Linked DNA regions of Homo sapiens: region 2 is linked to region 1. Evidence: read pairs that join two places in POLR2A ChIA-PET (ENCODE). Cell type or tissue: Panc1. All regions are shown on one strand. Links, peaks and the distances in the headings refer to the core of each region. The heading gives the core; the rest is flanking DNA.

Evidence for each region. ChIA-PET counts read pairs that join two places held together with the same protein. Peaks named below come from ENCODE experiments on the same cell type or tissue, not always from the same donor. Only the 100,000 strongest peaks of a DNase experiment are listed, where the experiment ranks them.
Region 2: POLR2A ChIA-PET joins it to region 1 with 6 read pairs; 1 of 35 experiments calls an interaction of 5 or more read pairs at or near these places.

Annotation. Positions count from the first base shown.
Region 1 is chr7:79,301,179-79,316,599 of GRCh38, forward strand. The region is part of intron 1 of MAGI2 (membrane associated guanylate kinase, WW and PDZ domain containing 2); the gene reads right to left. Among named protein-coding and RNA genes, the nearest start is that of MAGI2-AS3, 140 kb to the right of the region's middle. In Panc1, for the core only: CTCF peaks have their summits at 6,101 (motif pointing left), 6,305, 7,230 (motif pointing left) and 7,440; no DNase peak of the experiment used is centred there; H3K27ac peaks cover 4,906 bases.
Region 2 is chr7:80,891,846-80,907,266 of GRCh38, forward strand. The region is part of intron 2 of SEMA3C (semaphorin 3C); the gene reads right to left. Among named protein-coding and RNA genes, the nearest start is that of SEMA3C, 19 kb to the right of the region's middle. In Panc1, for the core only: no CTCF peak of the experiment used is centred there; a DNase peak (open chromatin) is centred at 9,126; H3K4me3 peaks cover 243 bases; H3K27ac peaks cover 4,224 bases.

The DNA.
Region 1 (15,421 bases), core at 5,945-10,944:
TGCCAAGTGGAGCTAGGAGAAGGGAGCCACTATCCTCCAGATCTGAGAATGGTAGATCCACTGGCAGCCTGGGCTCTGCACCTGGAAAAGCCACAGACACTCAAATCCAGCCTAAGAGAGCAGCCATGGGGACTGCACCCTGTAAAGTCACAAAAGCAGAGATGCCAAGGCCTTGGAAGCTCACTCTTTGCACCAATGTGCCCTGGATGTGGGACATGGAGTCAAATGAAACTATTTTGGAGCTTGAAGATTTAATTACTGCTCTATGAGTTTTGTGTGAGGCCTGCAGCCCTTTTCTTTTGGCCAATTTCTCCCTTTTGGAACAAAAATGTTTACCCAATGCCTGTACTCCCATTGTATCTTGGGAGTAAATAACTTGTTTTTGATTTTACAGGCTCATAGGTAGAAAGACTTGCTTTGCCTCAGATGAGACTTTGGACTTTGAACTTTTTGGTTAATGCTAGAACAAGCTAAGACTTTGAGGAGCTATTGGGAGGGAATGATTGTATTTTGCAAGTGAAAAGGACATAAGATTTTGAAAGGGCCAAGGGTAGAATAATATAGTTTGGATATTTGTCCCTGTTCAAATCTCATGTTGAATTGTAATCCCCAGTGCTGGAATAGGGCCTGGTGGAAGGTGTTTGGATAATGGGAGTGAACCCTTCATGGCTTGGTGCTGTCTTCATGATAGTGAGTGAATTCTTACAAGATCTGGTCATTTAAAAGTGTGTGGCACCTCTCCCCAGCTTTCTCTCTCTTGCTCCTGCTTTCACCATGGGATGTGCCTGTTCCTCTTTTTGCCTTCTGCAATGATTGGCAACTTCCTGAGGCCTCTCTAGAAAGAGATGCTGCTATGCTTTCTGTATAGCCTGCAGAACCATGAGCCAATTAAAACTCTTTTTAAAAAGTAAATTACCCAGGCTCAGGTATTTGTTTATAGCAGTGCAAGAATGGCCTAATACAGTCAGTAAAATATAGTAACCATAAGAACCAGCAATAACTGAGATTAATTTTAATCCTTCTGGAGCTAGGATACAAAGAAAAACAGGTAAGAAAGTTGGAAGACATTCAGTTTTTTAGAATATCATCTTCTCAGGGCCAATAAAATATTCTCTGTGTTAAATAAAAAAGACAAAGTTCATATTACATTTTATATAGGGGAAATAATGAATAATATCTCCAGCAGCATTTCACAGCTAACATAGCAGCAGACATGATATCTTTTTTCCATTATTCCCTTCAGCACAAGCTAAGGGCTTAACAGTGAAATACCCTGAAGATTCCAGTAGGGGATAAATTGATGGGTTTGGGCAGCCTTCTATGACTGGAGCCAGGGGCAGGGTGTGTGTATATATTTAAAGTTGATGGATACCATGTGCCTTCAACAATCTTTTCTAAATATTGCTTTTTCTCAGTTGAGCTTTCCACAGGAGATGCAAAAAGATGTAAAATTCATGTAGTAAGCATTGGGAAGCCATTACGGATTAGTAATCTTAGGGTCAACAAAATCAGTTAGAGATTTTGGAAAGAGAATTTTGGTCCTCAGTAGCAGGCCTGGTTAGAGGATTAGAGACTTTCAGAATAGTGCTTGACAATGGAAGCAGCATGAGCTTATGATAAAAACATGGCTACACTACTTTTGGGTGTCCCAACATCAAACACCACATTGCAACTGAAGAATGTTATTTTAATTTCCCTGACAAAATAGCTTTATCTTTGCTATAGCACACACTTGATAAAGATATTAGAGGATGTACTGGTAGTCACTAACCAATACCATTTTAATTACACATGAGTCATACTGTTTAAACATTAATAAACTGTATAAAAATATTTCTAATATTTCTTCAGAGTCCATTAAATCCCAAACTTAGCAAAGTTTGATAGAGTCTCACAGATAAATAATTTATGATTGCCATTTATAATTAAGCACCATATACAATTTCCTTTAAATACCTTTCCTGCTTTGGAGACTCAGAGGGTGGAAGGGGTATGAGGGACACAAAGCTACATTTGGGGTACGATGTACACTATTCAGGTGACCCATGCACTGAAATCTCAAACTTCACTATACAATCCATCCATATAACCAAAAAACATTTGTACCCCAAAAGCCATTGAAATAAAAAAAAACTTTAAAAAATACCCTTCCTGTAGAAAGCATACATTCAATAATGTTAAATTATTATTTTTAAACACTTTAGTACCTTGGGATATTTATCTAACAGATTAAAATAATGATGCCAGTTACACATCATTTAGTTTATTATAGGCTTCTTTGAAAACAATCATCTGTGCCAAAGTGTTTTCATCAATCTAAGCTTATTTTAAAGCATAAACCTAGAAAACATACTTCTGATAGTGAATTCTAGTAAATAGGAAGATATATCTTAAAGCTCAAATTAGCAGTGATGCTCAGAATTTAAGGTTGGTTTGTTTGAATTGGTTTGTTGATTTTGTCATCAGATGATTTAATGAATGAAAATCCATTAATGAACTCTGACAATGTTTACCATATCACTTAATCTTTCTGTAAAATATTTACTCTGAGTAACTATCACTGGTTAATATGTCACATCATGAATTGATAGCCCAGAGACAAGACCTTATATTGTTTATAGATTAATATAATTAGGAACGACATTAAGGTTAGCTTGTCTTGCGTTTCATCTAAAATAACTTTGAAACACGTGGTTAATGTGTTGCTAGATCATATCTCCTTCAGTCTTAGAGAACAAATACACACACATATGTATGTACATATATGTATTTTTGTGTGTCTCATATATCCTGTATATATGATAGTCAACAAAATTGGTCCGGAAGATTGGCCTTCTTGGCAGATGAGGAGGCTGAGAGAGGGACAGAATCTCCATTCGTGCCCTTTTATTGACACCACCAGTTATCACTGAAGGATAACTGTGATAAAATTATAGTGTAATAAGACCTTTAGCAATAATTAACTGGCAGGTGAGTTTCTAAAGTGCCAATTTTCAACTGGGATGTGTGTGTGTGTGTGTGTGTCTGTGTGTGTGTGTGTGTGTGTGTGTGTGTAGATTTCTAGAGGTTAAAGCCGTTACCTATGGGGAGTTATGTTAAATTATTCAAGGTATTCAATAATCAAGTCACCAAATCATATACAAAGTGGAAGCTGGGAGAGGCGGGATAGAGTATTTGTATTATATGAATAATCATGGGGTTTATGAACATTGCTCCTTATATTACAGTTTTTTCTTCCTTAGATACTCTGGTGATGGGAGACGGAAGGTTGAAATCTGCTGTCCTAAAACTCCCAGAAAAGATAATTTGGCTATATTCTTGGAAAAGCTCCGATATACATAGCATTTTACTCTTTATACTTAGTTCTAGTGTGATAAACCCTGGAGAGTGATTGTGTAGATAAGCTGAAAACTTCCATGATTTAGTCTGAGCCCAGCTCTTCCGTTCTGGTTTCTAAGGCTAAAAAGAAATCCCTAGATTTACACTGCCCAGACACTGCTGCTGAGCACTGAATGTCAAATGAGGAAGATGTTATGGTGAAACACCAGGTCTAATTCCCTCTCAGCTTCTCAAGTGCTATGGCCATCTCTTAGTGGGGCAAAGCCAATGTGAGCCCTTAATTTCCAAATCCTAGAGTCCACATGATATGGAAAAGGAATGCATTAAATAGTCACACTCCTGTACACCTGAGCCATGTGGTTAGGGAATGTTTAATGGTGTCAACCAGGAAAGGTCACAGTGCTTATGTGGCTGGGTAACGGAAGTCTAGTGCATGATCAGACTCTAAGCAGGAAGTGATCTGTAACTCCACAGAGTACTTACAAACAATTCTCCCATCACTATGGAGCGATGATGGAAATCAGCATGGGAAAATACAGATGAGGAAATGTCAACAGAAAAAATGCAGAGATGGAGTGTTAAATGATAGAGACAACATTATCTTACATTATCATTTTCTTGGCCCTTTGGTTAAGAGCTGTCAGTTCTTAAAGAATTTGGGGGACTAGTGGCAGCCTAGTAGAGCAGATTTTTCAAAAAATTATATTTAAGTTTTTATATTGATAGAGCATACATATATATGTATATAGTTTTCAGAGTATGAGCTCAGTCACTTCAACAGATCTTGTTTGTTTTCTTCATTGGAAGCTTTGATTTAAAAATTGATTCTTCTCTGGAGTCTGTTGAGTATCTAACCACATTAAATGAGGTAAATAATAATGGTATAACACTTGAAGTGGTATCTGACTAATGAAGATCCCAAAGGGAGAACATTGACGTATTAATACCTCATTCTTTCACAATGTTTATCTATTCTTATCTCTTTGATGTTAATTACTACATTATGTTAGAACTAATTTGACCATGTAACTCTTCCTTATCTCATTTTGATTTTTAAGCATTTTCCATATCTTAGTGTTTACTCTAAAATAATTATTTAAAAAGGGATCTAGGCTGGTCACGGTGGCTTACACCTGTACTCCCAGCACTTTGGAAGGACAAGGCAGAGGATTGCTTGACCAGGAATTTGAGACCTGCCTAGACAAAACAGTGAGACCCTGTCTCTACAAAAAATAAGAATAAAATACAAATAAATTCTCCAGGCATGGTGGCACATGCCTATAGTCCCAGCTGCTTGGGAGGCTAACACAGAAGGATCCCATGAGCCCAGGAGTTTGAAGCTGCAGTGAGATATGATCATGGCACTCCAACCCGGGTGTAAGTAAGTAACAAGTAAATAAATAAGATCTAAAACTCCTTTGGTGAGGCATAGGAAAGGCTTTGGAAATTGAACTACATATTCCTGTAGTATCTTTTTTTTTTTTTTCCTTTTTGGAGACGAGGCAGGGTGGGGGTGTCTTCCTCTGTTGCCCAGGTTGGAGTGCAGTGGCACAGTCATGGTTCACTGCAGTCTTGACCTTCTGGGCTCAAGAGATCCTTTCACTTCAGACTCTGAAGTAGCAGGGACTACAGGCAGGTGCTACCACAACTGGTTTTAAAATATATATACACATATATATATACATGTATATATATATGTGTATATATATTTTATTTATATGTATATGTATATTTTATTTATATTTATATATATTTTATTTATATGTATATATATTATTTATATGCATATATATTTTATATATATGTGTATATATATATATATTTGTAGAGATAGGGGTCTTCTTATGTTGTCCAGGCTCATCTCAAACTCTTCGGCTTAAGTGATTCTCCCACCTCGTCCTTCCAAAATATTGGGATTACCAGTATGAACCAATGTACCTGGCTGCTTTTTTGATTTGACATGAAACCACAGATCTACATTTTTACTTTCAAATTCTTTCTGTAATATTTGCATAGATGAGCATTTGACCTTCAATATGTCAACTTGAATTTGTCTCTGTTGAACTTTACCTTGTCATGATGCAGATTTTTTTCTTTCGTTTTTGCATAAATCTTATGAAGTGGTCTGGATTTCAAACTTTCAACAGTCAGTCTAAATGTAAACAACAAACCATGACACTTCAGTGGCATTGTAAGCATTTACTGTGTATACCTACTCTGAGATTCTATGAAGTATTTGAAGCTGTTGTCAGAATTGAATCTACGTGTAAATCTTTGAATGCTTTCCTTTGATTTCTGAAGAATTTTTTTTTTTTGAGATGGAGTCTAGCTCTGTCACCAGGCTGGAGTGCAGTGGTGTGATCTTGGCTTACTGTAACCTCCACCTCCCTGGTTCAAGCAGTTCCCCTGCCTCAGCCTCCTGAGTAGCTGGGATTACAGGCGACCGCCACCACACCCGGCTAATTTCTTTTTCTTTTTCTTTTTTGTATTTTTACTGCTCTATGCTTAAATTTTGAGGCTGCCAGGATGAATTTATCCTGAAAACTCCTTCTGAGGGTATCTCACAAAAATATAATGACTTACACTGAGCAGCAGGAGTGGTAGGGAACTTACAATCTGCCTTAGAACAAAATGGACAGTTACTGAGGAGTTAGTGACAAGTGTGGTACCACGCAGTGCCTTACTCCAGGTGATTTTGAATGAATGCTTTATTAGCCATTGTTCTCAAAACAGCAGTGTAAAATCATAGCTACACCTAGTGGGCCCAGATGGACACAGTTTTAAGATATACTCTAAGAAGAGTCACAGAATAATTGAACTTCTTAATTGCTAACCAGATCTGGAAGTTATTTCCAGAGTTAGTGATACTTAGGAGTCTAGGTAAAGAATTACGATATGGATTAAGTGAGAGGCTTCACCAGAGGCTTTCCCTAGAAGGTAAAATGTGTCAGGGTGTGAGAAAATTGCTGTCTGGCAGGTCTGCTTTTCCTCCATCCCTACCTGCATCATCTATGGGAAAATGGTTTCCCTCTATTGTCACTTTTATCTAAGAAAAAAGTAGATGTAATTGGATTTCTTCACCTTTTTTGTCAGCAAAAAGAAATAACGAGGATATGATATAATCAGGAACTTTGGATGAGGGTTTAAGATAAATGCTGGAATCCTAGATTCTTAACCTAGATATAGCTTTTTGGTTAAAAGAATGTGGCCTGGAGCGGAACATTACATTACAGGAGATTTGAAAGCCAAAGTCTCTTCCTACTGTGATTCTTTAAAGTGTCAAACTATCAGTACAGTCAATACCTGGGTAAACACTTTATTGAAACAACTTTTGTATATTCTTATTTTAAATTGAAGATTAGAAACTGCCTTATTCTGAAATATGAAAGGAAATATGGCTGTAAGGCTAGTTCAGTCTTTCCTCTTTAACCACCATAGAAATCTCTGAGTTTGGTTCCACATTCCTACAGAAAAATATGGCTAAATAGATTTTCAAGTTATGCCCATTATCTTTGGGGAGCTGGGATTGGAAACTGTTTATGAGTCAGATAAAAGAAAATGGATACACTTCAGGATGGCATGTGAAATAAAATTATATTACTATATTTATTGAATGCTGTGTGTATGAAAAACAGTGTTTAGCATTATAAAATCATATTGAAATGATTTTAATAGATAATAGACAAACTGTTATATTTCATGAAGACATTGTCATGGAAATATTGACGTTGCCAACACACGTAGCTCAATATTCCCACTGCTCTTATGAAATAGATTCTGCTCTTTCTCTCTGAACACCAACATGCGTTCTCAGTACAGAGACAGGTCACTCAAAACAGAAGGTGTATAGCTTCTCTTGGAGTTTTCCCAGGACAGTGCCCTCTGGTGCAATCTTTGGCTATGGAAGCATGAGCGAGTTCAATAGTGCAATAAACATTCTTCCCTTCCTCCACATCAGTGGCCCAAATACTAATTTGTCCAAGAAATTGCCTGCTGGTGCTGTAATTTCAACTCCCTCTTCAACTGGCAGAAAGGTATTCATGTCCACAAACAAATAAAAGAACAAGGACATATCTATTGAGACAGCTGAACACTAAACCTCTAATTGCTTAAAGTAATTTGGAAACATTTCTGGAATCATAATACCAAGAAGAACATGCCTTAAAGAAATTATTAAGTAAATAAGGACAATTTGAATTATTTCTACCTGATCTCATTTCTATTGGGCATTTACTAAGTATGTGAAGAATAACTCTCAAAGGCTAGGCAAGCCAGCTGTAAAGTAATAATCATTTCTTTTCTTAAGAAAATAAGGGTTAAATTAAATCAGAAAATAGTAGAAACAGCAATGAGAATAAAATGCTTTAGAATATTTATGAGAATTTCCTAGAATACTAATAACCTCAAAATTAATTCAAAGTTGAACATTTTTTTAAACTTTACCCTGATTAAAAAATAAAATTTTTCACTGACAAAGAAAAATAAAGCCTCAGTTAAAATTATTTCATTCCCACCTATCCTCTTTGTTCTCTCTTCTACCTTTAAAATTACTGAAGTTTATATCCCCAAATATATATAATATTTGCGGTACAATTTCCTTGCAATAATCACTTTCATTTTGTAGACTTTTTATGCTGTCTAGCTTAATTCAATTCTAATGCATTTCTCTTTTACCTAACAGTCTCAATATGTGTGATATAAACTCTGATTATCCCAGAGATTATAACATGCAGGATGGAAGAAGAATAAAAGGCAATACATATAGATAAATCTTTCAAGATTTGTGTTGGACGAGGAAACTAGTTTAGAGATTTTGTTTTTGTTTCTGTTTTGGCTACACTTTCCTTAAATTTCCTAAGGTGATATTATATATATTATATCTATATATAATATAGATATGATTTAGAGTTGTGCTTTTACGTTAAAATATGTAGAGTTATTCCATTCAATTTTCTGCTATTGAATATTTCTTAAAGACTCAGCATACATACTAGCATGAGACATACACTTCTTTTATTGGAAAACTTCAGTGAGAACACTGAAGGAGAACAGTGTTCAGAAGAACGCTGAACAATCTAGTAAAAAATTAGTTTCACTAGACACGGTATATAATCTGTCTATAAGTATTTAGCTTGCATACTGCTGTGATGGCATGATTAAAATATGACATAAAATTCAACTTATCAGATCTTTCATCGTTTATGATGTTTATCTAATATCTAGAAAAAAATCCCTTATGTATACTTGTGTTCATCACTGTGAAGATAATGTTACTTTAGTCCCTCTCAAATGCAATCAGGGAAGACTATGATTAGAAAAGTATCTCCATCAGGTCAGGCGCAGTGGCTCACACCTGTAATCCCAGCACTTTGTGAGGCCGAGGCAGGTGGATCATCTGAGATCAGGAGTTCAAGACCAGCCTGGACAACATAGGGAAACCTTGTTTTTCCTAAAAAAAAAAAAAAAGAAAAGAAAAGAAAGAAAGAATGGAAAAAAAATTAGCTGAGTGTGGTAGTGCACTCCTGTAATCCCAGCTACTTGGAGGCTGAGGCAGAAGAATTGCTTGAACCCGAGAGGTGGAGGTTGCAACAAGCCGAGATCGTGCTACTGCACTCAAGCCTGGGAGACAGAGGAGAGTCCATCTCAAAAAAAAAAAAAAAAAAAAAAAAAAAAAAAAAGAGAGAGAGAGAGAAATATCTCCATCAGTGTTAAATATTCGAATGCATTTTTGTGTACAAAATTATCTGCTATGTACAGATGAAAGTATTCTAAAGATACAGCAATCCATGGAGGGATGAAAGAACATAAGGCATTTATTATTGAAGCAACCAAAAGAGGGAAAGGGAAGTGGTGTTCAAAATTTAGTGTGCATCAGAATCACCAGGAAAGCTTGCTAAACATTCAAATTACTGAACTCTCCTACCTGGAAATAATTTGATATGCCTGGGATCCAGAGATCTGCATTTTAACAAATACTCCAGGAATTTCTGATGTATTTAATTTGGGGACCAAGCTTTCAGCCTAAGAAGGGTAATAAACTAAATTATTGGGTAAGTATTAAAGAGGGAGTTAGTGAAGCAGAGAACAGATGGGAAGGAAGTCATTAGCAATAAAGCCGGTGATCTTGTTTCCTATTTCACTGGAATAAGGGAAGCAACCAGAAAAGAATTCCCAAACATTCCACAGAACATATATCTATTCATTTGTACCTGTGACCCCATATCAAGTAAAATTTATCACTATGAGCAAATTGTGACCCTAGTTGAGACCAATCACTTCAACTGACCAGCAGAACCCATTCTCTCATCTACTGAAGATTCCAGAAATTCTTGCCTTTCTACAGCAGTACTACATTTACCTCTTTGTTCTCTGATCATTATCACATTAAGAAGTATTCCCATATTTCTCTCACTTTAAAACACACACACATGCACACACACACACACACACCCCTCTCCATTTCACTCTCCTCTTCAGTTGTCCTAGTTTTATTTATCTCTTTACAATAAAACCACCCCCAACAAATTGTTTCTGATCACTATTTTCAATTTTCCTACTTCCATATTTTCCTGGCCTCTCTCCAATCAGAATTTTCCCTTTTCCATCAAAACTGCTCATAAAAGATCACCAATTACCCCTATGTTGCTAAAACCAATGATCAATTCTGAGTTCCCATCTCACATGGTCTAATACTGGTATTTGAATTAGGTCATGCCTCTAAATCAGGTGTGTCCGATCTTTTGGCTTCCCTGGGCCACCTTGGAAGAAGAATTGTCTTGGGTCACACATAAAATACACTAACACTAATAATAGCTGATGAGCTAAACATAAATCACCAAAAAATTCTCATAGCGTTTTAAGAAAATTTATGAATTTGTGTTGTGCTGCATTCAAAGTCGTCCTGGGCTGCATGCGGGCTGTGGGCCATGGGTTGAACAAGCCTGCTCCAGATTCAATATCCCCCTCACTTGACTTCCAGGACATCAGAATAGCATTCCTCCGTAGGCTTCTTTGCTTCTTATCTTCCCATCCCTTTCCTTCTCCTCCCACCACCTGCCCCTATTTCCCTTCACTGCTTTATTTGATGTTTCATCAGTTCTCATAACTTTACGTACCATCTACAAGCAGATGATTCCCAAATGTACTCCAGCCAGACCATTTCTCATTAATGTCAGGTTCATATTCCCACAGTTATTGAATGTTCAATAAACACCTCAAATTTAACATTATCAAAAACAATATTGTAACCACTTGCTCTCTTCTCTACTAATGTACACTTACAGAGCCTTTCCCATCTCAGTAAAAGGCAACTCTATACCGCAAGCTACTTAGACAAAAAATCTTGAAGTCATTCTTGCCTTCTCTCTTTTTGTCATATTTCATATCTGGTTCGTTAGCAAATCCTTTGTCCCTATTTTTAAAATTTGTATATCCAGAATATCACCTCTTACTGCCTCTATTGCTAACATCCCAGTCTAAACCTCTCATATTTTTCTCCTGAGGCAACTGGAGTGATTCTATTTAATACACATTAAGGTCATGTCACTCATCTGTTCAAAACCCTAAGATCCCCATCTCACTCAGAGTAAAAGCCAAACCTTTATAATGCCCTTCAATGGAAATTTTTGTCAAGTAAATTCAATTCAAGCTATGATAAGTCAAGTCGAAGCATGTCAATCAATCCAAGCTGAGACAATTCTAGTCATGTCATGTCAGGACACAAGTTAAGACAAGACAGGTCATGTCAAGTCCTAGATGATCTCCCCACCCACTATTACTCTTTGATCTGTTTCCCTCCAATTCTTCGTCTCAGTAGGCGCCAACAACACTGGCCTCCATGCTATTCCAGAACTCCCCAATCATGATCTTTGCTAGTGCTGTTCTATGTGAAATGCTTCCCCTGGGAACCTTTATTACTTGCCCACTTACTGATTTTCCATCTTTACTCAAATGTCACCCCTTCAATCAGTCTTGCTTGTCTATTCTATGTAATACCGCAACGTAGCCTCACCAACACAGTCTGGCTTCTGTTTCTCATTTTTTGGCTTTGAATTCATAACTAATAACATAGAATTTACTTATTCCTCTTGTTTATTGTCTATAATTCCTCTCTCTCTCTCTCAAAATACAAAGTACCTAAATTTTTGTCTCACTTATTAACTACTGTGCTCCAGAGAAGTGCTTGGCACAAAGTGTGCATACAAAAAATAGTTCTTGAAAGATGGATGAATGGCATGAAGAGCACTGTCAAAACCTAAGTATTGGGATCTCCTCGAATCTGGATAAAAATCTTAGCTAATTCTTATCAGAAGGTGAAATGGCAGCTGATGGTGCAGTAACAATAAAGATGCAGTTGCACCGTACAGGCACCCTCCTCCCCCTCCACCCACCGCCTTCTTCCCTTTAGCTTGTATGCAACACTATCTAGTCCTTTGTAAATGAACATTTCTAAATACCTGGGGAGAGTTTTGGTGAAGTCAACATTTTTTATTACATGGAATATTTTCTAAATAATACATTTTAAACATGTAAGAGAAAATTCAATCAATTATAGACTTCCTCCTTTTCCCTCTCCCTACTTTAAAGATTGTTTTAGGTAAAACTATATGGCTCACAGAATATATTTGGGGCTTATCAGGACACAGGAATACTACTACTAAAATTATTATTTCTTGTAAGCCTTTGTAAGCTTGATGTGGCAATGCAAAAAATACACAAAAACCAGGCAAACTTTATTTTCTGAAGCATCAACTCCAGTTATAATTAGATTTCCAAAATTGGTTTTAATAAAATTAGGGCTGGGCCCATATCTGCAGGCTCTCTCCTTGTTCACAGCTATATGTCCAGGATCTAACAGAGTGCTTGATAAATAGAACTCTTCCTGTTTCTTACTGTCTCAATCTCTCTCTTCTCCCTCCCGCCCTTCTTCCTCCCCTCTCCCTCTCTCTCTCTCTGAGAGAAAGAATAACGGAATTAAATTGAATGATTAATCTCCAACTATACATGATACAATCGATTCAATTTTGGCATTGTTGCCTTAAAGGGTATCATTTAGGCCAACTTAAACTCAAACAAGATACAAAAGATTACAAAAACCAGGATAAAGATAATAAGGAGAGCCAATTCTATTTGTTCGTTTATAAAAGCCCATGTTAAGAGAACTGTTAGCCTTACTTTTATTTTTGAAATTCTTCAAATCAACCTACTAATAAGATAAATGTTCATACTTTGTTCTACTCATTGTGCTAGCCAATTTAGATACATTATTTACATTATTTAATTTACTTTTTTTTTTTTTTTTTTAAGATGGAGTCTCACTCTGTCATCCAGGCTGGAATGCAGTGGCCCTATCTCAGTTAACTGCAATCTCCACCTCCTGGGTTCAAGTGATTCTTCTGCCTCAGCCTCCTGAGTAGCTGAGACTACAGGAACACACCACCACATCCTGCTAATTTTTGTATTTATTTTATTTTTAGATGGAGTCTTGCTCTTGTTGCCCAGGCTGGAATGCAGTGACGCAATCTTGGCTCACTGCAACCTCTGCCTCCTAGGTTCAAGTGATTCTCCTGCCTCAGCCTCCAGAGTAGTTGGGATTACAGGTGCCCACCACCATGCCCAGCTAATTTTTATATTTTTAGTAGAGACGGGGTTTCATCATGTTGGCCATGCTGGTCTGAAACTCCTGACTTCAAGTGATCTGCCCGCCTTGGCCTCCCAAAATGCTGGGATTATGGGCATGAGCCACCCTTCTTGGCCTTATTTTAGTATTTTTGTAGAGACGGGGTTTCACCATGTTGGCCATGCTGGTCTCAAACTCCTGACCTCAAGTGATCCACCTGCCTTGGCCTCCCAAAGTGCTGAGATTACGGGAATAAGCCACCGTGCCTGGCCTATTTATTTTACTTTAAAGAGAAGTCCTATGACCTGGAAATTTCTCTGACCCATATAATTCAAACTGCTTATCAGAAGTCTATATATGTCACACGCATTAAGCCCTGTAGAGTCATGGAATATTATCCTTGAGACAGATTTTAGTGGATTTTCATTGTTTCATTTTTTTCTTAAGAAACATTACTCTTTCCTGCTAAATGCATTGCAGTCTTCCTCCTGAGGATCAATTTTTCTCACACTCCTAGTCCTTGGTCTTCTGATGAGATAGTTCTAAGTCAACCAACATGGCTCATTTTCCTGAGTATAGTGAGAGGTTTAGAGATGTACATGTGACCAATCAAACTACATAAGATAAACTGTGACTTTTATTGGGACATAGAAAAAGAAAATTTTGCTGTTCTCTTATGCACTCAAATCAGAAAAGTTTTAGCTATGGGACCTCTTGGTAGAATTTTGGAGCCAGGTAGAGAGAAGTGCCCTAAAATGAAACTCAGATAAGGAAATGAAATGTACATGAACAAACTGGGCTCTAATTATATCACTGGAAATTTAAACAAAGCCTAGCCAATCCCTGGACTGCTCTCTTATGTGACATAATAAATCACTTATTGTTTAGGCTGGTTTGAGCTGGATTTTCTATCACATGCAATGCAAAGTTTACTAAGTGATACAAAATTCTTCACATTTGCAACTCTACGAATATCATTTTAAAAATGCGATTTTGTTCATAACAGTAGTATAAACTAGATTTAACTCTTTTTTTTTTTTTTAAGGTGAAGTCTCGCTGTTTTCCAAGCTAGAGTGCAGTGGCATGATCTCGGCTCACTGCAACCTACACCTCTTGGGTTCAAGCAATTCTCCTGCCTCAGCCTCCAGAGTAGCTGGGATTACAGGCATGTGCAACCATGCCCAGTTAATTTTTTTTTTTTTTTTTTTTTGTATTTTTAGTAGAGACGGGGTTTCACCACATTGGCCAGGTTGGTCTTGAACTCCTGACCTCAGGTGATCCACCCGCCTCAGCCCTCCAAAGTGTTAGGATTATAGGTGTGAGCCACTGTGCCCAGCCTAATTCGTTTTTTTTAAAGTAATGATCTGACCCACCAAATTTCCACCAGTAGATATTCAACGTTAGATAATTTGGTGGGTAAAATTTGGATGCATGTTTACAAGTTCAAATGATATGACAACGTACCACAGCTGTATCATAAATCCTGTATCTATTTCTTAATTTGAAGCAGCATTCAAGTATAAGCAGGATGCCCACAGGAATGTATTGAGGCTGGGGGAGGGAAAGGAGATATTGTTAATGGTGGTAGAGCATAAAGTCCAGTAACTCTGGGCAAAAGCAGAGAGATGAAAAGAGGAGGCAGGAATGGAGTCAAGACTGGGTGGAGACCTGAGATGAGGAGACAAAGTTGAAATTTGACAGGGAACTGTGATTTTTGCTATGGGCAAAAGATATGTAGTAGAGTTTCTAAAATGAAGGAGGAGTGGGAAAGGAGCTAAGTTGGACCATTCCAGTGTAGGAGGCAGGTCAAGGCTGAGAAGCTACTAAATAGTTACATGGCCCTGGGCAAGTTATTTAACTCCTGTGAGCCTTGATTTCCTCAACCATAAAATGAGAATCATAACACTCAGCACACAGGGTAATTGTGAGGATTAAATGTAAATATAACGTAAGCCTCAAAATTCAAAAAGGATGGGGGGCCAGGTCAAGGCTGAGAAGGAAGAGACTTGAGGGCAATGTATGGTAGTTAGATGGATGTCTCCTACTTTGACTTTTGGCAAATTCTTCCCATCTTTTCAATGTCTTTCTCTTATTTCATCATCATTTCAAACTTTAATTTCTACCACCACCACCCCCCCACTCCAAGTTACTCTTTGTTTTTCTCTGTCACTTTCAAATAAATGATATTTTATAGAATAGGAATAACAACACCAGTATTAATATTTAAATAGTGCATCCTAGTTTATAAAATAGTTTCATATCCACAGTTTCATGTCGCCCACTGAAAAATATATGCTATTTTATATATATACACACACATATATGTGCACATGTATATGTATACATATGTATATATTCATACGCACATACATATGCATTTCTGTATTTGAAGAAACTTTTTAGCTTTGTTCTTACAAAGAAGCTAAGTTTGTCAGTATTTTTTCAGTCTTGAGAAGATTTTGA
Region 2 (15,421 bases), core at 6,699-11,698, 1.6 Mb after region 1:
TAAGCAGAAAAGTCATATTATTATAAAATTTACTTTTTAAAGTAAAAAGCATTAGCAATAGTTTTATAATTCAAACAAGAATAATCAACCAGAAATATTTATTTTCTTTCCCATTATTTTATAAGATACCTACCCATACGCTTAGGATACTATCTTCCCCAAAAAATCTGAAACAGTAGAAATAGTAAATATCTTATAAACCATAAAATCTTTCATTCTTATATTACTAATAGGCTAGTTCATTCAGAGATACAGCTTTGCAATAACTCTTTGCATAATGGTAGAATTGTAGGATCACAGACAAAAATCATTGGCTTCTGTACAGTATCTTTACAGGAGGCAATAAACTACTACTTGCCAAATTGACTAGGATCATTTTGACATTTATCCTGCAGTTCTCTATAATGTTTTATAATTAAAAGTTAAATGCACATTAATATTTTCCTGGGAGACCTAGCATAGATTATTAAAATGTATTTACAGAGAGATCATTATTTACTTTAACAGTCAGTAGGAATTTCTTTGTTTTTTTCTAAAAGCAAGGTGATCTGTGATATTTTCGTCCTTTTGTATGATTCTCTACTTCTTATTCAAGACCTGTGATTAAGTTGTGTGTATATTGTCTGTAAAATGAAACAAAAGTAGGTCCTAAACATTGTAAGAATATGGTATACTAAAAAGCTTTGAAACCAAAAGAAAATTTAAAAAAACAACAACAACAACAATGTAGAGTACCTCATACCTAACAGACACTATAGAAAAGCTGATATTTTTTTCCGTTGAAGTTAGGACATTAGATCATTTTTCACAAAAATAGATTCCTTAAATAAGACATGTTGTCTAACAGGTATTTACAAGGCATTTCTAGAAATTCAGGCGTAAGTATTTTGCTCTTTGTCTACTCAAGTTTCTAACTAAATTCCCACTTTGAACAAAAAATTCCTCTTTTAAAGGTTGGAACATGTGGTTGTATTTGATGTTTTTTTCCTTCATTTTTCATGGCTCTAACAAGAATAATCTTTTCTGGAAAACAAAAGACTGTGTTTCTTGTGATTTTATTCTAAGGGAATACAGGGTATTGGTTATTCTTATTTTCTTATTCTTTCTTCATTGATAAAGATAGAAGCTAGGGATTGTGTTACATTGAGCAACCTAAAGTTGTGCTTCAACTTCATAAAACCTCTTGTCCTTAAGCTCCTTCATTAGCAGATGACTAAAAGACGAAAGGTGGAAAATGTGAAGCCCAGAGTTTTTATTTATTTTTAGTTATATTTATCCCTTTTCATTAGCTTATTTATATTGCTTTCCTTATCTAGCCCTCCTTTTCTCCTAATGTACCTTGAATTCCAAACAACTGCCCTGTCAGGGCAACTTGTCTCATCGTTTGGACAGTTCATGAGCCAGGTTAGGTTTCTCCAGCCCCATTTGTCTGAGTCTCCACCATCAACATTGTTCAAATCCATGACATGGTGTCTTAGACTCGAGGCAGAACAAATTGGGAAATTTATGTCTACACCATTGTTCTATCAGATACACTCTCTGCCTTCTTTCCTGACCATATGTTCTTAAACTGTACTCTTTCCAGGTACAACTAAGATTTTACACCCCTTTTCCTTTATCTCTCTAGCCTTCAACACTGATTGCTAATAATATCATCTGTTATATAGTTATTATTCTCATCATCTCCTTATGGGATTGTAAGTTCATGGCAAGAAAGAAATTTACCAATTACTGATGTCTGTTCGATACAAAAGACAATGCCTCAAATACAGTAGGTGCTCAAGAAGAATTTTAAATTATTTTATTTAAGGGAAATATATTGGAAGGCTTGGGTGGAGGGGTCATATTGATACGTGCTACTGTGTATTTGGTGTTAGATGTCATCCTAGATTTACATAGACTCTGAGGTTACATAAATAATTCAGAGAATACATTAAGGATATTTCCAAGGTATATACATAATTCCTGGAAAAGAAAAACCAACCTATAAAAACTTCAGTTAAATTACACTTCAGCCATTTTGAAACAGACAAGCACTTTTAAAATGTAAACAACGTTACAACGTTATGAGAGTTTTCATGCTGTATCATGAATGAAAGGTAACTGAAGACATTCCTCTACTTTAATTACCATTTCTACAACTCACTTGAATTTTAACCCTTGACACACATGAATGCTGTGAAAACTAGTTCTATTTCCCAAGGATAAACAATCTACTTTGCCATCGTTAAAAAATAAATATCCAATTTATCATACAACAACCAAATGCTTTCTTTTGTAGATAATACTGTCTACATACTACTACCAATTCATCCATGAATACTGTAATTACAATTTTAATTATAGCAGGTGCATAAGAAAGTAGAGTATACCATTTTTCTTATTTAAATGTAGAGACCTCGATTTTTAAAGAATATAAAGAAAACACAGTAAGTTAGATCTGTATATTTGTAATTAGGAAATAAAATCTTTGTACCTCCCTAATAACTGAATTATTAATAGTTCTTGATGTGTTACACAATGGTTTCACATTGTCATGTCAATACAATGTTCACTGGAATTAAATTTTACATGATTTAGTTTTTCAATATTACAAGAATTTTTTTTAATGTAGCACTCATAGCCACATGTTTCTACAAAAAAATTTTTTTAATCACACATTGCTCCAAAGAAGCTGTTTCCAAGGTAACGGGATTTGAACCCAGTCTGATGCATTAGCACTGGGGGTTTGAAGGCAGACGACTGACTATGACTACACATTATTACTTTTTCTTCTTTTCTTTGGATGCTAAGAGCAAACAGTGGATATTTTAATAAATCAACTAATTTTTGCTTGTTTTAGGTCCCCAAACTCTTGCAACTGATCCTAATTTACCTTTCATAACTATTTTTTTTAATGCCTGATTGGACCCACTCTTAACCTATTTTTATCATCCTTCACACTGCATTATCTCAATTCCTCCATTTACTTCTTAAGTGGTTAGGTAGAGAAGAGAGTGATGATGGGGGAACACCATGGATGCACAAGTAATAAGTATATCCAAGTTCTAGTTACGCTGCCTAGTAGCCAAGATTCTTCATCTCTTTGGGCCTCCCTCAGCTGTAATATAAGGGGCCAGATTAGATGATTCTAATGTTTCTTTTAAACTGTGAGAAATAACACTGTAAAATAAAACATGTCCCAGTCACTAATGGCATCCAACTATCACCACCTGATTTCTTCCTTACTGATTTATCCCCACACACACGTGAGCATGCACGCGCATGTACACACAAACTCCATAAATCCACCTTCTCTTTGAAAGTGCCATTTATTTCACCTAAAACTGTTCCTAAACTAGTCTTTACTAATGGCACTTAATCTCCATGTGGCTTAAAGTAACAAACCAAGGAGTATGTGTGTGGTGAGCCTGTGGTCATGAATAAGAGGAAATTTGAATGTAAAGGGCAGAAAGCAATGGAAAATGGAAGCCAGCCGACTACCACTGTTTTTCCAGCTGTTTGTTTCACTGGTCAAAAATTCTAGTAAAACAGATAGTATTTCTTTACAGCCTCATTAGTTTCTCCTATGTAAACTGACAGTGCAAGGCAATGTTCACTGCATCTAATGTTCAGATGCAGCAATCTTTTAATTTTTAAAAATTATTTCTTGACTCTAGACTTAACAAAATGACTTTCATAAAGGTGTTAAAAATCTGCAAAAAATTCGAATCCTTGAAAAATAAAACAAATTCAGTCCTTATATACACATCACACTACACATGTGCACGGAATGATTAGAATGTTGCAGAGATTATTAAATTTAAACATAAAAGGGTCTCAGGAATACATGTCATCTATTAATTATCTAGGTGGAAACAATTATGAGCTTTATAATGAGGAGAATGCCTTAAAAAATCTTGTTAAAGATACAAACAGCTACTTACTTTTTAAAATATCTCTGGGATCTGTAAAAATTAAGGTGATGATTCAATTTAGGGCTGTCTAAAGCAAAATTTATTCTATAGCAATTAATTACCTTTATTTCATCCATTTTAAAAGTTTTCTTCTATAATCCTTTAACATCTGACAGATATTTAGGCCTGTGAATAAAATTTGTAGTTGCTCCTTAATTTGTTTCACAATATTTTCTGAAATATTGTGAAATAAAAAGAAAATATAGATAATACAGTAATGTGAATGAGAGTTGTGTTTAGTTTATCTTATCAATTGTACTTAGTAATATCCCCATAGTAGTCTAAGCATGATATTAATATCTAATATTGTAATTCATATTACAATATGAATTTTTAAAATTGCTTTTTCGATTTCCCCAAAATAATCAATGATTGTCTTTTAAAATAGCCCTACAACTGTAAACATGGAATTCATTCATTAATTTACAATAACTGATTCCATTGTATAGAAACTGAAAATGCTTCAAACCTCAGTAAAATCAGGAAAATAAAGTTGATATAACCATTTGTGTTAAATCACAGTTATGTAAAAACTTGTGTTGTCTGCCCTCTAGTTGCTCCAACTCTAGGAGTCCTTTCTCATTTCTCTATTACTGTATGCTGTTATTTAGCTAAGCCTTAGTCATAAACCTGCTATCAAGAAAAGTTATATCTCAGATTACCTTTAAAGAGAATGCATTAGATATATGCAGGATAAGGTACATGCAATATACAATTATTTGAGATAATTAAATATATGAGATAACGTAGAAAGGGAAACAGAAAAGTTGTCTTAGCCTCCTAAATCAGCCTAATGCTTAACTGGAACCTCAGGTGGAATAGGCTGTTTAGCTCTAATAGTTAACAGGATCTCTTGTGACCCTCCATCAGTCCTGGTTGTTGTTTCTTCACAACTTGCTGTCTCAGAATTGTCTGTTGGGCCCTATTCTGGTCCTTGCCATGCTATGAACCAGCTAGCCTACATCCTAACTTCTCTTCTTTCTGAGACAACTTTTCTAGAAGCCCCTTCAATGGGGCTTCTCCTTTCCTTGGGGCTTCTCCTTTCCTTAAGTCTTCTGCCCTTACCCAGCTTCCAATGTCTGCTTTCTCCCTGTGTATCTCAATTTCTTCACCCTCTCCTGATGCTCCGTCTCGTGTTCCGATCTCAAAAGAAAGGAAACCCGGTGACAGTGTGTGGCAGGGTAGCAAGACTTGTGTGGCAGGGGTGTGGGGGCAGGTAGGCGCCGGAGAGCATGGGGCTGTGGGATGGGCCAGCAACTTGCATGGCCTGACTCAACCACTGGCACACATTTTTGGAATGTTAGCAATTCTACTCAATTCTTCTCCCTCTAATTTCCCTTTTAGTAATTATTAGAAAAATAAAGATCTAAAATAAACTAGAGCTAGACAAAACTATTCATTTTTGCTGTCTGAGTTATGAGGCAGCATGTGGAAACATTGTATTTGGGAATTCCCATCAAAAACACAGAAACATAAAACCATAAAACACTAAGAAAAAGGCCATAAAAACATTAAAATATCAACATCCTTTCCTTGTTCCTTGAATAACAAGTGGATCTCCAGAGGGAAGTAGTGCCTTCTTTTGGGGGCTGGGAACTACAGGAGAGATTCAGTAGTAAAAGAGCTGCTTTAAGTAAGCTTTAGTCAACAGACCACACTTGCCTACATGCCCTGGCCAATTCTGACCTCCCTTCTTGAACACCAGAGAAGAAAAGCAAAGGATAAGTAAAAATGAGAGGAGATGTTCATGATAGGAAACATAGAAAATAGTGCCCAGATACGAAGAGGGATAGTAGAAATAAGAATTAGAAAAACTGAAGAGAAGAAAGATAACCTAGATGAGGAAAACATGCTTAAAAAAAAGTTTGAGGCTGTTTAATTGACTGCAAGGTTTGATACTGGCATAAGCAAACAAGTAAATAGAAATTCAGAAGGCTTCATTTACCATTTAAAAGATTAAAGCTACTGTTCAGCTTTGCTTAGTCATAAATTTTATTGTTTACTTTGTTGTGAAGTGTCTTTATTGATACTACAGTCAGACAATATAGAAAAATGGATCCTAAATACATTGGAATAAATACATAATAAAGCTATTTTTCTAAATTGTTTATAAACTTAAAAATATAGGGTTGTTTTCTTTGTAGTTAGAGCCTGGCATGCCTTATTAAAACTCTTGCCAATTGTCCTAAAGGATAACGAGATAATTTAGGGGCTGTTTATATTGATCAATTCCAGATTCTTTTTTCTAAAATATATCGTAGATTAAAAAACAGAAAAATAAGCCAGGCATGGTGGCTCACCCCCTGTAATCCTAGCACTTTGGGAGGCTGAGGTGGGCAGATCACCTGAGGTCAGGAGTTTGAGACCAGCCTGGCCAACATGCTGAACCCCGCGTGCCGACGAAAAATACAAAAATTAGCCAGGCATGGTGGCACATGCCTGTAGTCCCAGCTACTCGGGAGGCTGGGGCAGGAGAATCGCTTGAACCCAGGAAACAGAGGTTGCAGTGAGCCGAGATCGCGCCACTGCACTCCAGCCTGGGTGACAGAGCGAGATTTTGTCTCAAAACAAACAAACAAACAACAGAAAAATATAAATCTAAGTACTAAAATGTGAAATAATTCTTATTGAAGATGAGTAACACTGAATTCCATATATAATAATAACAGAAACAAAGATGAGTATATAGCAGAGTAATTGTATTAATAAGAATTATTGTATGTATAAAAATATGCATGTGTCAAGCAATGTTTTTTGTGTTAATATTTAGCAAAGTATAGGCAGAACCAAATCACACTAGTCCTGCAGCTCACAGGACATGGGAATCAGGCTTCCATAATCACTCTGTATTGAGAATCAGGACACGCAGGTAGGGAATCTCTTTCCTTAAACATACTTGCATAAAGGTAGGATAGGTTTTCACTGAAATTACAGAATAATTTTTTCACAATAATTATGCAAAATAGTATTAGCCCACATTGTCTTATTAGTAGCCACAGCCTGTCCATAATTTTTGTTTGACCAAAAAAAAAAAAAAAAAATTGAGAACTGTTGGTCATAGTAGTGGCTTGATGAATTCTATCCCAAAGTCTTTCAACATGGCCTAAATTGGTTTATAGGTGATTTGTAGCTTCATACAAACCTCAACATACACACCTATGTACACAAATGGATAAAAATGAAGTAATGCTATTGTTGAATCCCTTCACTAAATAAACATTCTTATGTGCCCTACTTTATCAACATTTTTTTTGTTTGAGACAGAGTCTCGCTCTGTTGGCCAGGCTGAAGTGCAGTGGCATGATCTCGGCTCACTGCAACCTCCGCCGCCCGGGCTCAAGCAATTCTCCTGCCTCAGCCTCCTGAGTAGCTGCGATTACAGGCGTGTGCCACTGCGCCCGGCTACTTTTTGTATTTTTAGTAGAGACAGGGTTTTACCATGTTGGCCAGGCTGGTCTCGAACTCCTGACCTCAGGTAATCCGCCCATCTTGGCCTCCGAAAGTGCTGGGATTACAGGTGTGAGCCACTGTGCTCGGCCTCAACTTATTTTTTCGTAACAAATATGTTCGTAGACAAAGACAAAAGTAAATGCATTATTTTATTCAGTTTTAAAATGATATGACATATTGTTAGAAAGATATGATATACACCTTGTTTTATGACTTTAACTTTTTTCTAATTGTATTTTCATTGAAATAAACAGTTCTACTTTTTTTCTTCTCTGCCTTGATCAATACCACCCTGGAGACAGCATTCTTATAAGAACTTTTGCTTTAAATATAAATTAATTTTTTATCTGTCACTGTGCTTTACTCTAGACCAAGAGTAGAAAACTCCATGTTGTTGAGGTCAGGCAAGTAACATAAATTAGTAAAAGAAACCAGGCTAGAAGAAGGGCTCTTCTCAGCCCCCATCAGTCCTTGCCAGATCCTCTGACATTTCAAGAAAAAATGAGAAATAAAGACTGTCAACTGAAGTCTAATTCTTAAATGTTAGCAGCTGATTCATTTTTAAATATTATATGAACCAAGACTATCCTTTTCTAGGCTAGTGACAAGTTTTCTACTTCTATATTAATATTTCTTAATATACCCAGACAATACATTTCTTCAGGGTAGGGAGTCTATTCTAGTTATCTTTTAAAATCTGTGTAAATTTAAGGGATACAGGTGCAGTTTTGTTACATGGACAGACTGCAAAGTGGTGAAGTCTGGGATTTTCACATAACTGTCACTCATATAGTGTACATTATACCCATTAATTCCTAGTCATCTTTTAATTTCCTCACTTTATATAATCTTACATTTAGTATGTTTTTTTTTTTTCTTTGAGACGGAGTCTCGCTCTGTTGCCCAGGCTGGAGTGCAGTGGCACCATCTCAGCTCATTGCAAGCTCCACCTCCCGGGTTCACGCCATTCTCCCGCCTCAGCCTCCCGGGTAGCTGGGACTACAGGTGCCCGCCACCACGCCTGGCTAATTTTTTGTATTTTTAGGAGAGACGGGGTTTCAACATGTTAGCTAGGATGGTCTCAATCTCCTGACCTCGTGATCCATCCACCTTGGTCTCCCAAAGTGCTGGGATTACAGGCATGAGCCACCATGCCCAACTACATTTAGTATGTTTTTACTGTGTGTCACATCTTGATAAGTGTTTTACACATATTACCTAATTTAATATTCACAATGATATTATCAGGTAGCAACTAATATTATCCTAATTGTATAGCCTAGTAAACAGTTGAGGAAGTTGAGGCAACTGCCATGAGTTACATGGCTAGTAAGTGGTAAAGCAAGATTTCACACTCATGCAGTCAGCTCCTGAGCCTGACCTAGGCTTTCTACATTTGCCTCAGCTAGCAGAGGTTGTGCAGAAGGGAATCAATTGTTTCCATTTTGGTTTGAACAAGGCAAAGATAAAGGTTGGGAGGGCCCATTCACTACTGGCCTGTAAATCGTGCACAGACTAAAAAGTAACTCTATATAACAAATGAATCACTTTCATGACTAGTTTATTGTACAACACTATAAATACTCCATCACCTTTTCTTCCTGTGTACTGCTGAGATAACAAAGAGAAAAGAATGAAGTATGGAAAATATGTAATTTGTGTTTTAAGGTGTGCTCCTTAGAACAGAAGATGTTGGATATATTGCCTGAATGGCTTAAAAATAAATTGGGAAATATTGTGCCATAACACCTCATTTTGTACATTGCACTAAACAGTTCTGGCATAACTGGATGGAGGAAATGAGTCACAGTTTTGCCTGTTGTACAGGGTGGTACAACGAATTACTGCATCTAATTTTGGTGGATGAACTCCAGAAATGAATTGGGAACATAAAGATTATAACAAAGTCAAATAATTTTTCCAGTTGTCAAGTTAGTTAGAATTAATAATTTTGGTTTTATCAACAATATTCTAAAACAAAAAATTAAGTAAATATCCTGTGAAAAATAAAAACTATCCTTGACTATGTGATTCAACGATTTACTGATGTGGCTATTTTAGTGTTGTCCAGAAGTAATTTCCATTAGGCAAAACAATTTTTCTTTGTTCCATCCAGGGAAGCACCACAGCTGTGAAACTCACATTTTGACACACAGAGAGTTGTAGTCTTACAGTTTCCTAAATCAGATATTGATATTTTACACCTGCAACTATATCCTAAGCATTTCTTACTTGTCAGTTACTTCACTGTATCTATATACTTTGCAAAACTTACCGCCAAGTGCTAAGTAGTAGAAGCACACTACATTTAATCACTTCTTTCAAAGGGAAAATGTATCTTTCCATTAAAGATCAATCAGTAAAGTTGTAGGTAGAAGCTTGGAATCAGTATCTTTGTTTTCTGTGACTACAATTTTAAAAATACACAATGTCCTAGAATATCATCTGCTGTTTCATTTCATAAAATAGTTGTCTAATTTTCTTATCTTGCCTAAAGGGCATCCAATGAGTAACATGTGTGTCTCTGACTTTGCCCATATTAGGTATATTGTACATTATAAGGTATTAAATTTATACCTCCCACAAAAAAGTTATTTTTCCTTTTTTTCTATAATGAAAGACATTATATTGATGCACTAAAACAAAGAATGTTATAAGCTGTTGATAAAGGCCATGTAAAGTTTTTCAATTCATGTTGTTTGGGTTTTTTTGTTGTTGCTTTTGAGACTGTCTCGCTGTCACCCAGGCTGGAGTGCAGTGGCGCTATCACAGCTCACTGCACTCTTTGCCTCACAGGCTCAAGTGATCCTCCTACCTCAGCTTCCTGAGTAGTTGGGACTACAGGTGTGCACCACCGCACTCAACTAGTTTCTGTATGTTTTGTAGAGAAAGGATTTTACCATGTTACCTAGGCTGGTCTTGGACTCCTGGACTCAAGCTATCTGCCCACCTTGGCCTCTCAAAAGGTTGGGATTACAGGTGTGAGTCACTGCACCTGGGCTTCATGTTGTTTTAATAAGAACAAGTAAAGATGACATATCCTTTCTAGCCAACACTGACAATTTTCATAGTCCCTAAGTACTCAATTTGTGTTCTGTTTATTACTGACCTGTCCATAAGACTTCTTATTTCTACCTCCTATCAGTTACACAGTTTTTTCCCTACAAATTTTTTCAATTGTAAATATGTAGCTATGTTTATAAGCAAATGAAAGCATCTAACTGTGCATATTAAAACAAAGTTAATCTCTCATATAGCTAAAGAAAAATTATGTTCCGGAAAAAGCACAAATATTAAATTGATCACATAAACAACTATAAATTTCCATGGTCCAATTTTTCAACTATCCATGTATTTAAGACTAACTAACATCAATGATTCATTTAAAACCAAAACACATGTCGTCATGATATCACAACATCACACTAAAATAATATATGATTTGTAACTCATAATAGCAGGGGCAGTCTTGTTCCCATTTCCAGGCTCCAGTGAAGTTTCCACTATTCCTCAATGAAATCCCAGGTTTATTTCTAGAGGCCCATGGGTATTTACACTTTTCCTTGTGTGTTGTTGAGTATACCAAAACAGAACTGCCAGCCATTAGCCCATGGCTTTTCTGCCTACGTGAAAACAGCAGGATTATAGTACAAAGGGCAGAGACCTAAGCCAAGATTATGTGCTAAGAAGAACGGTAAGAGCATAAGCCCGCTGAATTACTGGCACCTTATGATCCTGGAACTGAGAGCCCTGACAGGGTTTGATCCACTATTTTGGTTCTTTCTGCTCTACCTCTGCCCATCCCTCCTAATGCAGATAAAATTCATTCATTCTTTCACTTTCAAGTATTTGCAGTCACGCATCCCTTAACAATGAAGGTATGTTCTGAGTCATTAGGCAATTTTGTCATTGTGCGAACATCATATATTTAACTTATACCAACCTAGGTGGATCTCTTACTACACACCTAGGCTATATGCTATAGCCTACTGCTCCTCAGTACAAACCTGTACAGCACGTTACTGTACAAAATTCTGTAGGTAACTGTAACACAATGGCATTTGTGTATCCAAACATATCTAAACATAGAAAAGGTACAGTAAAAATGTAGTATAATAATCTTATGGGGCCAGGCACAATGGCTCACGCCTGTAATCCCAGCACTTTGGGAGGCTGAGGCAGGCAGATCACCTGAGGTCAGGAGTTCAGGACCAGCCTGGCCAACATGGTGAAACCCCCGTCTCTACTAAAAATACAAGCACTAGCCAGGCATGGTGGCACATGCCTATATTTCCAGCTACTCAGGAGGCTGAGACAGGAGAATCACTTGAACCCAGGAGGCAAAGGTTGCAGTGAGCTGAGATCACGCCACTGCACTCCAGCCTGGGTGACAGAGCAAGACTCTGTCTCAAAAAAATTAAAAATAAATCTTATGAGACTACCATAATACATGTGGTCCTTCTCAATGGAAACATCATTATGCAGTACATTAGTGTGTTAAGTATCTACTACGTATCACACATCATTTAAAAGGCTAAAAAAAATGATATACAAGGAAACAAATGTAAAGAGCCAGAACCTGTTCCCACTTCCACAAGTGACATATTTTTGTGAGTGACAGGAAGCCTTCCCTATCTTCTACTTCCACTCCCCTACCCCTACCACCACTATAGCTTCTTCATCTTTTAGAAAGTCTATTATCCCACCATTAGACACAGAGGGCATCTATTGCACAAACCTGTATTTAATCCCCTATATGTTAGGCCTGATGATGTAACCTAAAGGCCTATTTAATTTTATTTTATTTGAGACAGAGTTGTGCTCTGTTGTCCAGGCTAGAGTGCAGTAGCAAGATCTCGGCTCACTGCAACCTCCACCTCCTAGGTTCAAGTGATTCTCATGCCTCAGCCTCTCCAGTAGCTGGGACTACAGCCGTGCACCACCATGCCTGGCTAATTTTTGTAATTTTAGTAGAGACTAGATTTCACCATGTTGGCCAGGTTGGTCTCGAACTCCTGGCCTCAAGTGATCCACCCACCTCAGCTCTCCAAAGTGCTGGGATTACAGGCATGAGCCGTCACACCTGGCCTAAATACCTTTTCATGTTGTTGAGATTCTTACAGATATGTCATTATGTTTCAAAATACAAAGGATATAGAAAATAGAACACAATTTTCTAAATCATGGCTTTGAAATGGATCTTCACATTCCACACAGAGTAAGTGAAGGGTATTTGTTCACTCTTAATGGGTTGTAGCCACTCAAACTGCGTTACCACTACACTGATGATGATTTACCTGGCTTTGAGAATCTCAACTGTTGAGTAAGGGGGCTAAACTTTAATTTTTAGTAACGATTGCAGCCTGAAAACTGCTAGAACACTAGATTGAATAGTGTTCTCTTTTATTATTAAAAGGAGTTCCCTGACACTTTCATGTTGTGTAACAGAAACTGCATTTTAGGGATTGGGGGAAGTGGTTTCTAAATATGGCAGTAGGTTAAAGTCACCTGGACAGTTTTACAACACTAGTGTCATCCCTAGAGATAGTGACTGAATTGGTCTGGGGTGTGGCCTTGGCATCAGCATTTTTTAAAGCTTCTAGGTAACGTACAGCCAAGGTTGAGAATCACTGCCCTAGGGTCTCAGGTTTAACCTTACCAGTCATTCCAAAAATTCAGAATTACAGTTTCTTTTTCCTGAATTTTCAGAATCTTAGCGCTAACTTTCTAACTTCAAGCCTTGTGGCCCTATAATAGGGTGGCAAACTGCTGATGAAAATGAAAGCACAGAGAAAAAAAAAAGCTTTTGAACTCTGGGTATGAAATCTGTCAAGAAAGACATTTCTTGAGGTAATGTTGTTTTGAACTCCTGATATTTAAAATAGCCTCTTTCATGCCTTTGCTGCAACCCTCAATTATGGCCATTTTTTTTTTTTTTTGAGGAGGTGGGAAGAGGGAGGTAGGGAGAGACAGGGAGAGAGAGGGAGAGAGAGGGAGAGATAGGGAGAGAGAGGGAGAGAGAGGGGGAGAGAGGGGGAGAGAGGGGGAGAGAGGGGGAGAGAGGGGGAGAGAGGGGGAGGGGTGGAGAGAGAGAGAGAGAGAGACACCAAGACCCCTACCACCACCACAGACAGTTTAGGATTTTAAATGCTCAGGGCAGTTGGATTTAATTTGACGATTAGAAGTCAGCCTGTTTGTCAGTTATCAGTCAGGCAGTCATAATGACTCTGCACAGTTACAGGCACTGTTGGGAATTTGGAGGTAAAGAAAACAAAATCAGCAAAAGCATTTTGCCCCAGAGGCCGGGAGACTCCTGCAATAAGTGTAAGTGCAATAAGCTCATCCCGGGCATTCCAGCTTAATTCCCCTCTCCATTCAGTTTGTAACTATGATAAAGCTAATCCCTGCTAGCAAAATGATTAATGCCTACAATGGGTTTAAAGCTGATGCTCTAAACTAGTTTAAGATAATTTTTGCTTTTAAAATGTCACCTTCTGTGAGGTGTCTATGCTTCTTTTATGGTATGCAGCAGGGTTTGCCTGGTGTAATATTTACATGGTTGGCTTATGCCACTTACTAGAGTAGGTGGTTGCTGAGGACCAAATTCACGCCACACTTCTTTTTGTACCCACAGATGTAGCACACAGCATTGTACAAGGTAGGCTCTGGAAAAGAGTCATGGAATTGAATGTAATTTTGTTTTGTTTTTTTTTTAACTGAATAATAAAACCTCTTTGTAAGGAAGCTGGGTGAGTAGAGAGCAAAAGAAGGAGAGACAGATGGACATAACAAGCTTTACAAAAGGGCCTAAAAGCTTTTTTTCTCTTATCGATCCATAATTCACCAACAATCAATTCTAACTAGATTTTCCTGCTTCCACTGGAAGATGAACAAAATTTCTATTGTTGGAACTTCATACAGATACGTATGTATCTTGAAAAATGTCTATGCTATTAAGGGACCTCAGCAAATTTATCTTTAGTTATTAAAAATCTAATATTCTTTTTACCCAGAAGCAATATTAGAAAAGGTTGCAACTATGCTTTACTATCAAATATTGTAAAATTTGGAAACCGAAGATGGTTATTGCAGAGGTAATTTCATCTAAGTGCTCATGGCACTGAATTTCATCTCCATAGCACAAATAAATGACACATCTTAACTCTCGGCCACCTTTAACTACATTCCTGCTACACATTCCATCAGCACCTGGGCTCTGAAGCTTTCACCATTTCATGAATAATTCCAGACTAAGCTTGATCATCTTTTTCTCATGTCAGTAAAAAAGAAGAGAAAAAAAAGAGAGGGAAGAAAGGAAAACAAATACAAGAGATCAATTGCTAGATAGTATATTTTATAAGTCTCTAGTGTAGTATCTGAAATGTCTACATATAATTATGCGTATTAAAAGTGTTGAATACATTATCAGAAGAGTAGAAGGTAGATGTCAGAAGAAATATACCAGTGTAGATCATTATAAAATATTCTATGCAGACAAGCTGTTGAAAATAAAAACATTATAAAAGGAATACTATAGATATAAGGGGAGAGGCAAGCATTTCCTTTCACCTAAAACCAGAATATTTCATTATTCTGTAGCCAAGCGGTAGGGGCTGCTTTTTCTTCCACAAAGTAAAGCTTACTGAATGCTTTTTCTTCTATCATAGAAAATTGATTATACCACTGTTGTCAATATAATTAAATGAATAACCAAAGGTTATAATACTAGCATATAGAACCCTTTGCTTACTGTACTTTAGATATCAAAATAGAAAATACAGCTGCATAGTTCATATTCATTATCAGTTTCCTCTGAAAAAATGTACATAATTAGATTTTTACACAAAAGTTTTAAAACTCCAGTCACATCAGCAGGTTTTGACTACTAATGGAAAATGGAATTGATGCAATTATGTGAAACAGTGGCAGGAAGCATGGCTTTTAAAAGAATCAGCTTAAAGAAAAAAAATTCCAGTTGCATGTGCATTAAAGCTGTCAAAACTCTAAGCTAAAGA